Linked DNA regions of Homo sapiens: all the other regions are linked to region 1. The links are chromatin contacts, found by Hi-C or POLR2A ChIA-PET in ENCODE. All regions are on one chromosome and are shown on one strand. The core of a region is the stretch at or near the end of the contact, and the rest is flanking DNA. Distances in the headings are between cores, read along the strand shown.

Region 1 (3,538 bases), core at 294-2,793:
CCACAACAAAAACCGAGGAATCAGGGTTTTCCTCTGGCCATGGTGAAACCCTGTCTCTACTGAATACAAAAAATTAGCCAGGCGTGGTGGCACACACCTGTAGCCCCAGCTACTTGGGAGGCTGAGGCAGGAGAATCACTTGAACCCGGGAGGCAGAGGTTGCAGTGAACCGAGACTGCACCATTGCACTCCAGCCTGGGCAACAAGAGCAAAACTCCATCCCAAAATAAATAAATAAATAAAATGTTTTTCTCTGCAGCCCTCACCAACTTGAGTTTGGAAATTTTTGCCTTTGCAGACCCACCTGCTTCCTACAATGGAATTGAACAAGTCCGTGAATTGGTGCATTTTATTCAAACTCAGTTCAAAAATGTTATCAAAATAGCATCTGAAGCTCCAAAAAATTTTCAGCCTTTGTTTTTTAGCAAATTACAATTCTTACAAAATTGCAAAAAGGAAGACATTGAAATGTATCCCTATGGAGCAATAAAACTCAATGAGAGTTCAAAAGAGAATGTCTTTTGAAATTCTATAACTGAACTGTTTTCTTTTAAAGAGGGAGTCTGGCTATGTTGCCGAGGCTGGACTTGAATTCTTGGGCTCAAGCTATCCTCCCGCCTCAGCCTCCCGAGTAACTGGGACTACAGACGCGGCCACCACGCCCAGCTCAACTGCACTTCGAAACATCCCGACATGTAGGAGTAAATTCCTCTGACGGGTACACTTGGTCTTAATTGGATCAACTGACATTCCGAATCCAAATATAAGTAATTGAGAAGGGCCACGATTTTGCAGCATCCAAATCTGGTGAAACGCTCACAAGAATCGAGAGCTCCCAAGGCAGGGGGCCTGCGAGCTCTGTGTGCCCGGTGCAGGCACAGAAGCGCCGCCTCACCGGGTTCGGGCCCCAGGACACCTTCCGGGCCGTCGGTGGGGCCTTTTCCGGTCCTGACAGCGCCCTATACGTAGGCACCCCGCCCTCCCGGCATTCCCCGGGGTCGCCGCGCGCTGAGCGAGAAAAGCTCAGCCACCATCAGGTGCGCGTGCGCACACGGCGGCAGCCAAACCACAGGCGCGGTCGCAGACGCGCGCCCCCTCCTGGCAAGCTCGCGCGCTCTCGCACGCACCCCGCCGATGCGCAGGGCCTGCCCGGGGGCCGCGGCAAACCGGGCTGGAGGCGGACTGGGGGCGGGGCGGGACGGGGTGAGGGGGCGAGAAGAGGGCGGGGCAGGGGAGGGGTCGGGGGGGCCGGGAGGAGGACGGGGCGGTGGGGAGGGGGGCAGGGGGCGGGGGCAGGGGGCGCGGCAGGGGCGGGGGGCTGGGGGGAGGACGGGGCGGTGGGCGGGGGGCTGGGAGGAGGACGGGGCGGGGGTGCTGGGAGGCGGGCGGGGCGGGGGGCGGAGGCGGGGGGGGCTGGGAGGAGGGCGGGGCGGGGGGGGGCTGGGAGGAGGGCGGGGCGGGGGGGGGCTGGGAGGAGGGCGGGGCGGGGGGGGGGGCGCTGGGAGGAGGGCGGGGCGGGGCAGGGGGCGGAGGCGGGAGGGCAGGGCCGACGGACGGCGGGCGGCGGCGGCGGTGGCGGCGCTGGAGTCGGCGCGGGTGCTGGCGCCATGGAGGCCGAGCGGGGTCCCGAGCGCCGGCCTGCGGAGCGTAGCAGCCCGGGCCAGACGCCGGAGGAGGGCGCGCAGGCCTTGGCCGAGTTCGCGGCGCTGCACGGCCCGGCGCTGCGCGCTTCGGGGGTCCCCGAACGTTACTGGGGCCGCCTCCTGCACAAGCTGGAGCACGAGGTGCGGGGAAGGGCGGCGGGCACGTGCGGCGGCCGGGGTGGGAGCGCGGCGGGAGCCCGCGGCGCGGGACAGGGAAGAGCGCTCCCGGGCGGCGGGAGCCGCGGTGAGCCACCCAGAGCGCGTCCTGGGCAGCTCTGGAGCGGCGTGGAGTTGGGGGCCGAAGAGTGACAGCAGGAGACCGGGGTACCTGCGGCCCTGATCTGCCCGGGCCCGAGACCGGCTGAGGGCTGCGTTGGGAACTTTAGGTCCTCCACACACCCGAGCCTGACACAGCCCTGCGAGGAGTGAAACTCATCACCCCCACTTCACAGATGAGAACACTGCGGCTCCGAGAGTCCCTTCAGAGGGATTCTTTCAGCCGCTGCCTCACAGGGACAACGGGAACCCCGTGAATTTGTGTAGCTGTAACTGTTGGGTTCACAGAATTCGGTGTTTTTTCATTTGATTTGAGCCTCGGGGTCCCCTCATCTTGCAGGTTAAAGAAAACAGGCTGTGAGAGGTGGAGGAGAAATCTAAAGAAAAATGGAAAAGATTGAGAAGCCTCTAGGTTCTCTCCCTTTTTGTGAGGACGGCCCATCCGGCTCACCTGCCTCCTCCACTCCAAAGCGTTCCCCACTGTCCTGGCTGGGGATGAGCCCTGGATTTTTATTGCGTGCCCAGAGGCTGAGGCCACAGCACCTTCCCGGGCTGGCGGGGGGGGGGGTGTTTTCTTTAGCTGGGACCCGACATCTCCTCCAGGTGCTGTCTCCCGGACGGAGATGAGCCTAGTGGCGCAGGTGATGAAGTGGAAACCCCAGAGCCAAGAACAGGGACCCGGGCCGGGAACTAGGAGTCCCTGAGCCTGGCTGCTGGCCAGACTCTACGGTCTCTGAGCCAGTTTTTCTCTGTGTAATCCTGATTGGACTAGGAACCTTCCTGCTGGAAACGTGCAGTGAGTGGCACCTCCTTATGCTACAGTGTAACAGAGAGTTTCCTCTGCCCCTCACTTCTGCCATATGCTTTCCGAGGACCACTCTGGTCCCAGGCCTGTGCTGGGTGGAAGGGACCTTGGTTTGTTCATGAGGACAAAAAGGTTCCCATGGGCTGCGTGGAAGGAGCACAGTGGGAATGACCAGCTCCTGCCCAGCCAGCCTCCACGGCAGCACGCCCTCCCTCGGGCGGTCACTCGCCCGTCTGAGACCTGTTCTCCATCTGGGAAGGGGATGGTGAGACACCATCTGGCTCCCACAGTATTGGAAGGATGGGAGGTGGCATGAGAAATATGCCTGGCACACAGAGGGTGGTCGCCACCGTGCCACGTCCCCTGCCCAGGCCGCCTTGCCTGCTGTTGCCCTACTAAGGGGCAGCCAGTGTTTTTCCGTGACCCTTCCCCAGCCGTTAAGGACAGAGCTGAATCACTGCTTTACCATTCACAAACTTGCAGCTCTTCCTGAGTGAAGCCTCCTGCTGCTACTGGCCCAGGTGTGGAGGAGGCCGCCAGCAGCAGCAGCACCTGCCAGCGCTGTGGGCCCTTACACCCCTGGCCATCAGCCCTCCTGCCTCACCTTAGGCCGGCTGCCCTGGAAAGGATGGGGAAACTTGAAGATACATACATATATATATATATATATATATATATATATATATATATATATATATATATATAATTTTTTTCTTTTTTTAATTGAGACGGAGTCTTGCTCTGTCACACAGGCTGGAGTGCAGTGGCATGATCTCGGCTCACTGCAAGCTCTGCCTCCCGGGTTCAAATGATT
Region 2 (3,538 bases), core at 387-2,886, 1.5 Mb before region 1:
GGCATCATGGCTCATGGCAGCCTCGACTTCCCTGGCTCAAGTAATCCTCCCATCTTGGCCTCCCAAAGTGCTAGGATTACAGGTGTGAGCCGCCGTGCCTGGTGGAGAACACAGCTCTTAAGACACTGTGCAGTCGTTGGGTCAGGGAGATTTCCCAACAGGAGTCCTTCCTTCACTGTTCCCACACCAGCCCTCCCCACAGGGAGGAATGCGAATACCCACTGACGGAGAGGGAAACGGAGGCAGGCATGTGACAGCCCTCTAGCAGTTTGCAACTCAGAGACAGAAGAGACCACGTTTGAAGAGGGTCTCGCTGGCAGCCCTGAGCCCACCATGACGCTCACAATGCATTCAATGAACTGAAAATAACGTGTGTCCAAGTGACAGCCGGGTTCCCGGTGGCCAAGACCACAGCCGGTGGAGCATCTGGCAAGATTTTACTGCCAGGTGTGGGCGCGAGAGGGGCAACGTCCACAGCCTCCCCCGAACAGTGTCCACAGCCTCCCCCGAACAGTGTCCACTGCCTCCCGCGAACAGCCTGCCTCACTTTCTCCTGCCTCTCATTTTCCTAGGGAGCAGAGACGCTGGGGAGTTCCACTAAATAAACCGTCTCTTTTCCAGATCCCGGACTTGCTCCTCAAACAAAGCTGGGAGAAGGGGCTTCCCAGGCCCCTGCTTGTCTGGGAATGACCCCTGGAGGAGAGTCCTCTAAAGAATGCCTCGCAGCTGCCGCACCCCCTGCTGACAGCTGGAGGACAGGGGGCCTCTCAAGGGAAAGCCGAAGGGAGCTTAAAGAGACACAGGAAGCCTGCGCGACCCACCCACTGAGCCCCGAGGCTCCCGTGCTCAGCCGCAAAATGGGAAAAATACTTCCTGCTCCGTTAGCCTCCCAGGTTGTCACGAGCACCGCAGTGGAGACGTGGAAAGACCCCGGGTAGGAGGCGGGCACGCGGCTTCCCGGCCCACCCCGCCGCCCACCCGCCGGGCGCTTCTGGGCCAGCCCCGGGCGCTGGCGGGCCTCGCTCCCTTCCCTGGGTTCTGGAACCACGCTGCACTGAACTTTCCTCCAGGCCCGCACCACTCCGGCGGGGCAAGTTCTTTGCAAACTGTGAAGCGCCGCGCCGCCTTCGGCAGCGTTCCTGGCTCGGGGCGGCCCCTAGCCCGCGGACGGCTCAGGGGTCCCCTCCCCCGGCTCCAGGGCCTCCGGGTGGCCGGGAGGGCGCGGCCTTACCTGTTCCAGGTGGCGTTGGCGCAGGCCCGGCGCTGCTGCGTGCCCCGCTCGTCCGCGGCGGCGGCCGGCTCTCTCTTGCCCAGGTCACTGAGGCTGGGCGAACTCATGAACTTCAACCTGCGGAGAGTCCTCATGGTGACCCGGGCCGCCTGCGCCGCGCCCACGCGCGCCCCACGCCGCGCCCTGCGCCACGCCGCACCAAGGGCCCCGGGCCGGCGATGCGCCCTCTACGCGGAAACTCCGGCGAGAGCAGGAAGCCGAGCGGTCCTGCGGGGTCCCGCCCCGGCCCCGCGCCTCCGTCTCGGGTCCCGCGCCGGCCGCCCCGCCGGGTTAATCATTGCACGGAGAGGCTCAGCGTGGAGCGCCAGGCGCGCGGCCAGCACAGACCCGGCGCAAACGGAGGCCGGGGGCGGACCCGGGGGCGGGCCCAGGGGCGGGTCTCGGCGCCCCGGGGGGCGGGGCGGGGAAGGGGGCGGGGGCATCGCGGGCGGGGCGGGGCCTCAGGCGAGGGGGCGTGTGCAAGAGGCGGAGCCGGCGTCTCCGCGGCCGCAGCTGCCACGACGCCTCGCTGGGTCTGCCCTCTGAGGACGTGCTCACCCTCCTCCCCTCTTCCGAGGGCCCCACGTGCCCACAGGAAACCAACACGCACAGGACGCAGGGCCCAAGCCCAAGCGCCCGCCCCCCGCCCAGCACTGCGGTCGCGCCCACACGATGTCCTTCGACCCCGGCCCCGGAGGTCTCCCTCCACAGCCCTCCTCGCAAAGGCTGTGCCACAGAGGTGCCTCCGTACCCCTCACCTGAACACAGGCTCCCCCACCCAGTTCTCATGAGGACTTTGGGTAGAGGCCTTCAGTCCCCTCCAGGCACCTTGGCCCAAGAACCCACTCCACCCGGGCTCAGCCTAGACCCCCTTGGACAGGGACTTCAGCATTGCCTGGCTGCCTGGAGGATTTGCTGGAGTGAGGGCTTGAAGAAGTAGAGGGTTTGCTCCTTATCTCCCACCCCCAGGTCTCTTGGATGGTAAAACCAAGCAGTTTCCCAAGTCCCTGTGGTGGGGGCAGAGTGATCCCAGTGAAGGCAGGGCACAGCCGGTGCTTCCTGCCTGCTTCGCAGAGCACTTTTAGATGTCTGATTTCACATGAACTAACATGAACTACTTCCGTGAGGTAGAGATTATTCTTCTCCCCATTTTCCAGTTGAGGACATTGAGGCTCACAGAGTGAAATAACTTGCCCAACATTGTGCCAACATTGTGCAATCAACAAATGGTAGAGTTGGGCTTCACCACAGGGAGCGTCCAGCCCCTTGAACAGGGCCCTTCCCAGTCCCCAGCTTCTGGGATTCCCACAAGGCTCACCTGACCCCTCCATCAGATGGGGGGTGACAGCCACAGCTCCAGGAGCTGGGAGGGCCCCATATAAAATGTAAGAGAGAGGTGATGGCTCATGCCTGTAATCCCAGCACTTTGGGAGGCCGAGGTGGGAGGATCACCTGAGGTCAGGAGTTCAAGACCAGCCCGGCCAACATGGAGAAACCCCATCTCTATTAAAAATACAAAATTAGCTGGGCGTGGTGGTGCATGCCCGTAATCCCAGCTACTCAGGAGGCTGAGACAGGAGAATCGCTTGAACCTGGGAGGCAGAGGTTGCAGAGAGCTGAGATCTCGCCACTGCACTCCAGCCTGGGCAACAACAGCAAAACTCCGTCTCAAAAATCATCATCATCATAATAAAATAAAATAAAAAGTAAGAGAGCCTCATGAAGAGTCTTTGTTTAGTGCAAATCAACCAGTGTCTCCTGAGTACCTCCTGTGTTCCAGACATAAATACCATCGTCTTTGGGAGACAGAGACATAAACAGACAAACTTGCTCATCAGTAAAGCGGGATGGAACGGTTCATCTCACAGGCAGCTTGGGGCCCACAGGCAGCAACAGGTGCTTTATAAACTAACTGTCAAGTGCTGTACACGTTTTCTTTTCTTTTTGAGACAGAGTCTCACTTTTTGGCCCAGGTTGAATGCAGTGGCACCACTGTGGTCACTGCAGCCTCTACCTCCTGGGTTCAAGCAACCCTCCCACGTTAGCCTCCTGAATAGCTGGGACTACAAGGCATGTGCCACCATGCCTGGCTGATTTTTTGCGTGTGTGATGGCGTTTCGCTCTTGTCGCCTGTGGAGTGCAATGGCGCAATCATGGCTCACTGCTAACCTCTGCCTCCCAGGTTCAAGTGATTCTCCTGCCTCAATCTAGTGAGTAGCTGAGATTATAGGCACCTACCACCACGCCTGGCTGATTTTTTTATTTATT
Region 3 (3,538 bases), core at 375-2,874, 1.3 Mb before region 1:
CTTCCCTTTTTTTTTTTTTTAATTTTTTTTTGAGATGGACTTTTGCTCTGTTGCCCAGGCTGGAGTACAGTGGTGCAATGTCTGCTCACTGCAAGCTCCGCCTCCTGGGTTCACGCCATTCTCCTGGCTCAGCCTCCCAAGTAGCTGGGACTACAGGCGCCCACCACCACGCCTGGCTAATTTTTTGTATTTTTAGTAGAGACGGGGTTTCACCATGTTAGCCAGGATGGTCTCGATCTCCTGACCTCGTGATCCACCCGCCTTGGCCTCCCAAAGTGCTGGGAGTACAGACGTGAGCCATTGTGCCCGGCCGGAAACTTCCCTTTTTAAAACCATCAGATCTCTTGAGACTCACTCACTATCACAAGAAGAGTGCAGAAAAGACCTGCCCACATAATTCGATCACCTTCCACCAGGTTCCTCCCACGATGTGGGAATTGTGGGAGTTACGACTCAAGATGAGATTTGGGTGGAGACACAGCCAAACCATATCAGCCAGGTATCTTCACTCCTTGGTATTTACTCTGGGGAACCCAGCAGAGAAAAGGGTGGGGATTTATATACAAGTGTAGTTTATAAAACTTTAGCATGGTAAACAAGATAAGGATCTATCAAAAAGGGCATGGCTAAATACTTTGCGGTACAGGAGTTCCATGGACCACAGGCAATAACTGAAAATCATGCTTCTGAACTATCTTTAATAGGAAAATGCTCAAAATTCAATGTGCTGTTATGGTTACAAAATATTCATAAGGTAAAAAATATTTTGTAGAACATATCATAGAAAAATGACTGGATGGAAGTACAGAAATATTACTATCTCTACGTTACATATATATGTATTACTATTTGCTATCTTTAGGTGGAGGGAGTCTGAGTAGTATAAAGTTTTTTTTACTTCTCTTACATCAAGATTTGTTACATTAAATTTATATTCAAATCACAATAAGGGCCTGATGCAGTGGCTCACGCCTGTAATCCCAGAACTTTGGGAGGCCAAGGCAGGCGGATGCCCTGAGGTCAGGAGTTGGAGACTGGCCAGGCCAACAAGGTGAAACCCCGTCTCTACTAAAAATACAAAAATTAGCCGGGCATGGTAGCACGCGCCTGTAATCCCAGTTACTTGGGTGGCTGAGGCAGAAGAATCGCTTGAACCCGGGAGGCGGAGGTTGCAGTGACTCAGGATCGCGCCACTGCACTCCAGCCTAGGCGACAGAGCGAGACTCCGTCTCAAAAAAAAAAAAAAATAAGAAGAACAGTAAATCATCAAAAAAATAAACCCAATGACAACCACAGAAAGAGCCTTGCAAGCCCTCTTGGGAGGAATGACTGGGAGAACACCAGGTACCCGCCCTGATGAAGACGCCGCAGCAACTACAGTCTTCCCCGATTGGCAGCAGCCCGAGTTGGGGGGTGGGGGGGGGTGGGACTTTGTGCATCACTTCCGGGGGCGGGGCAGCGGTCGTCTCCGCACGCGCGGGAGCGGTCGGTATCCATGGCAACCAGCGGGGCCAGCCTAAGGCCCGCCCGCCACCGCCACCGCGCCGGCCCCGCCCGCACAAAGGCCGCGCGGTGACCCGCCCTCTGCCGCGACCCCGGCCCCGCCCCTGCCCCGGCCCCGGCCTGGCCCGGTCCCTGCACCTGCCGGAGGCCGCCCGCCGCCATCGCCAGCGCCGTCGCTTGGCTGCGCTGACCGGGAAGCAGTTCTCGGCGGTCCGCGCGGTGATTCATCGGCCTGGCCGCGTCCCCCGCGCGGGCCATCTTGGTCACGGCCGGCGGCGGACAGAGCCGCGGAGGAACCGCGAGACCCCAGGTACGCGTGCCCCCGGCCCCCTGCCCGGCCGGGCCCCGCCACTGTGGTGGCCCCCAGGCCCGCGGCCGCCAAGGAGCAGCCCCCTTTGTTCTCCCCCGGGCGGGCGCGGGGCGGGCGCCGCGGGGCTTTGTGCAGCCTCGCCACCCACGCGCGGGCCCTCCACGCCGCCCCTCACCCTCCTGCCCGCTAGTCGCAACTGAAACCTTGAAAACATCTTTTCTTAATCCTCCAGGGCCCAGAGCAGGTCCAGCCACCCGTCTGGCTCCGTAGTCCGCGAAGTCTGCAGTAAAGGAGCCGCGTGGGACCGGGGCCGAAGTCCCTAGGGCCTGGCACCGCGTGCCCCTCTCTCGGGCCCTCGGCTTGGGGGTCTCGCAGCGCCCTGCCGTCGTGCACCCCACACTGCCCCCATTTCTACAGGGGCCCACCTGGTCACCACACCCTCTTGGTCCACCCGCGGATCTCAGCGTGTGGCTGACCTCTGGCCAGCATGGTGCAGCCGCAGACGTCCAAAGCTGAAAGCCCAGCCTTGGCAGCGTCTCCGAATGCCCAGATGGATGACGTTATTGACACCCTGACCTCCCTGCGCCTCACCAACTCGGCGCTGAGGCGGGAGGCTTCCACCCTGCGGGCGGAGAAGGCCAATCTCACCAACATGCTGGAGAGCGTGATGGCAGAGCTGACCTTGTTACGCACCAGGGCGCGGATCCCGGGGGCTCTGCAGATCACCCCGCCCATCTCCTCAATTACTTCAAACGGGACTCGACCCATGACCACACCTCCAACCTCTCTGCCCGAGCCCTTTTCCGGGGACCCAGGCCGGTTGGCGGGGTTCCTGATGCAGATGGACAGATTCATGATCTTCCAGGCCTCCCGCTTCCCGGGTGAGGCCGAGCGTGTGGCCTTCCTTGTGTCTCGACTGACTGGGGAGGCGGAGAAGTGGGCTATCCCCCACATGCAACCTGACAGCCCCTTGCGCAACAACTATCAGGGGTTCCTGGCAGAGTTGCGGAGAACCTACAAGTCTCCGCTCCGGCATGCGCGGCGCGCCCAAATCAGGAAGACTTCTGCCTCTAATAGGGCTGTGCGAGAGAGGCAGATGCTCTGCCGCCAGCTGGCCTCTGCGGGCACGGGGCCTTGCCCAGTGCATCCAGCTTCCAACGGGACTAGTCCAGCGCCAGCCCTGCCTGCCCGAGCACGGAATCTTTAAGAATCCGCCAGCACTTGGTAGCGTCTGCAGCCACCCAGGTAGCATACGCTCTTTGCTGTGTAGAAGAAATGCCCATACGACAGCTTTGCCCCTGTTTGAAGACCTCCCTTCTTGCCTCTCCAGACGTGTTCCCCGAGGAGATCTTCCTTCCGTCCTTCCTGGCGCCCTGGTTGCCCACCTTGCCGTGCTTCCTCTTACGTGCTAGCTTTGTACCTATCGCTCACTGCATGCTCGCCTCCCTCTTGCTGGCATCCCGGCCTGTTTCAATGACTACCGCTCTGCTACTTAGGCACAGGGACTCCGCCGCACGCTGACGGACCACGAGGGCTGACCCCTTCCAGCCTGACTTGGTTCATGGAGGCTCCTACTCTGCCCTCTCCAAGCTCCCCTGGCGGCTCCCCACCTGGTTGCCCAGTTCCTATTGATGAGCTCTGGACAGAAAGATGCCCGTTTGGCCAGGCTGGTGGCTTGATGGGTGTACCTGGAGAGGGGGTCTGGCTTCCTGCCCAAGATGCCTC

Evidence for each region. A loop is a pair of places that touch in the nucleus more often than their neighbours do. ChIA-PET counts read pairs that join two places held with the same protein, here RNA polymerase II (POLR2A). Pooled maps may share reads with other maps.
Region 2: a map of CD8-positive, alpha-beta T cell shows a loop between it and region 1 (24-fold over the local background). The contact joins the promoter of PRR5-ARHGAP8 here to the promoter of TTLL12 in region 1. A Hi-C loop is called at or near these places in 2 of 168 maps with a recorded cell type or tissue (CD4-positive, alpha-beta memory T cell and CD8-positive, alpha-beta T cell) and 8 of 50 pooled maps. POLR2A ChIA-PET finds 5 or more read pairs at or near these places in 1 of 52 experiments (MCF 10A).
Region 3: a map of CD8-positive, alpha-beta T cell shows a loop between it and region 1 (6-fold over the local background). The contact joins the promoter of RTL6 here to the promoter of TTLL12 in region 1. A Hi-C loop is called at or near these places in 1 of 168 maps with a recorded cell type or tissue (CD8-positive, alpha-beta T cell), 1 of 37 single-sample maps with no recorded cell type and 8 of 50 pooled maps.

What each region holds. Positions count from the first base shown.
Region 1 is chr22:43,185,139-43,188,676 of GRCh38, reverse strand. TTLL12 (tubulin tyrosine ligase like 12) reads left to right here and starts at 1,543. Exons shown (of 14, transcript NM_015140.4): 1 at 1,543-1,784. The coding sequence starts at 1,608. RefSeq lists silencers at 1,130-1,249, 1,498-1,657, 1,698-1,917 and enhancers at 2,298-2,357, 2,368-2,447, 2,388-2,892.
Region 2 is chr22:44,700,302-44,703,839 of GRCh38, reverse strand. PRR5-ARHGAP8 (PRR5-ARHGAP8 readthrough) reads right to left here and starts at 1,636. Exons shown (of 15, transcript NM_181334.6): 1 at 1,232-1,636. The coding sequence starts at 1,365. PRR5 (proline rich 5) reads right to left here and starts at 1,636. Exons shown (of 8, transcript NM_181333.4): 1 at 1,232-1,636. The coding sequence starts at 1,365. RefSeq lists a silencer at 1,353-1,762.
Region 3 is chr22:44,496,319-44,499,856 of GRCh38, reverse strand. It overlaps RTL6 (retrotransposon Gag like 6), which reads left to right and starts at 1,624. Exons shown (of 2, transcript NM_032287.3): 1 at 1,624-1,813; 2 at 2,046-3,538. The coding sequence starts at 2,301. The coding sequence ends at 3,020. RefSeq lists silencers at 1,414-1,473, 1,564-1,693 and an enhancer at 2,953-3,538.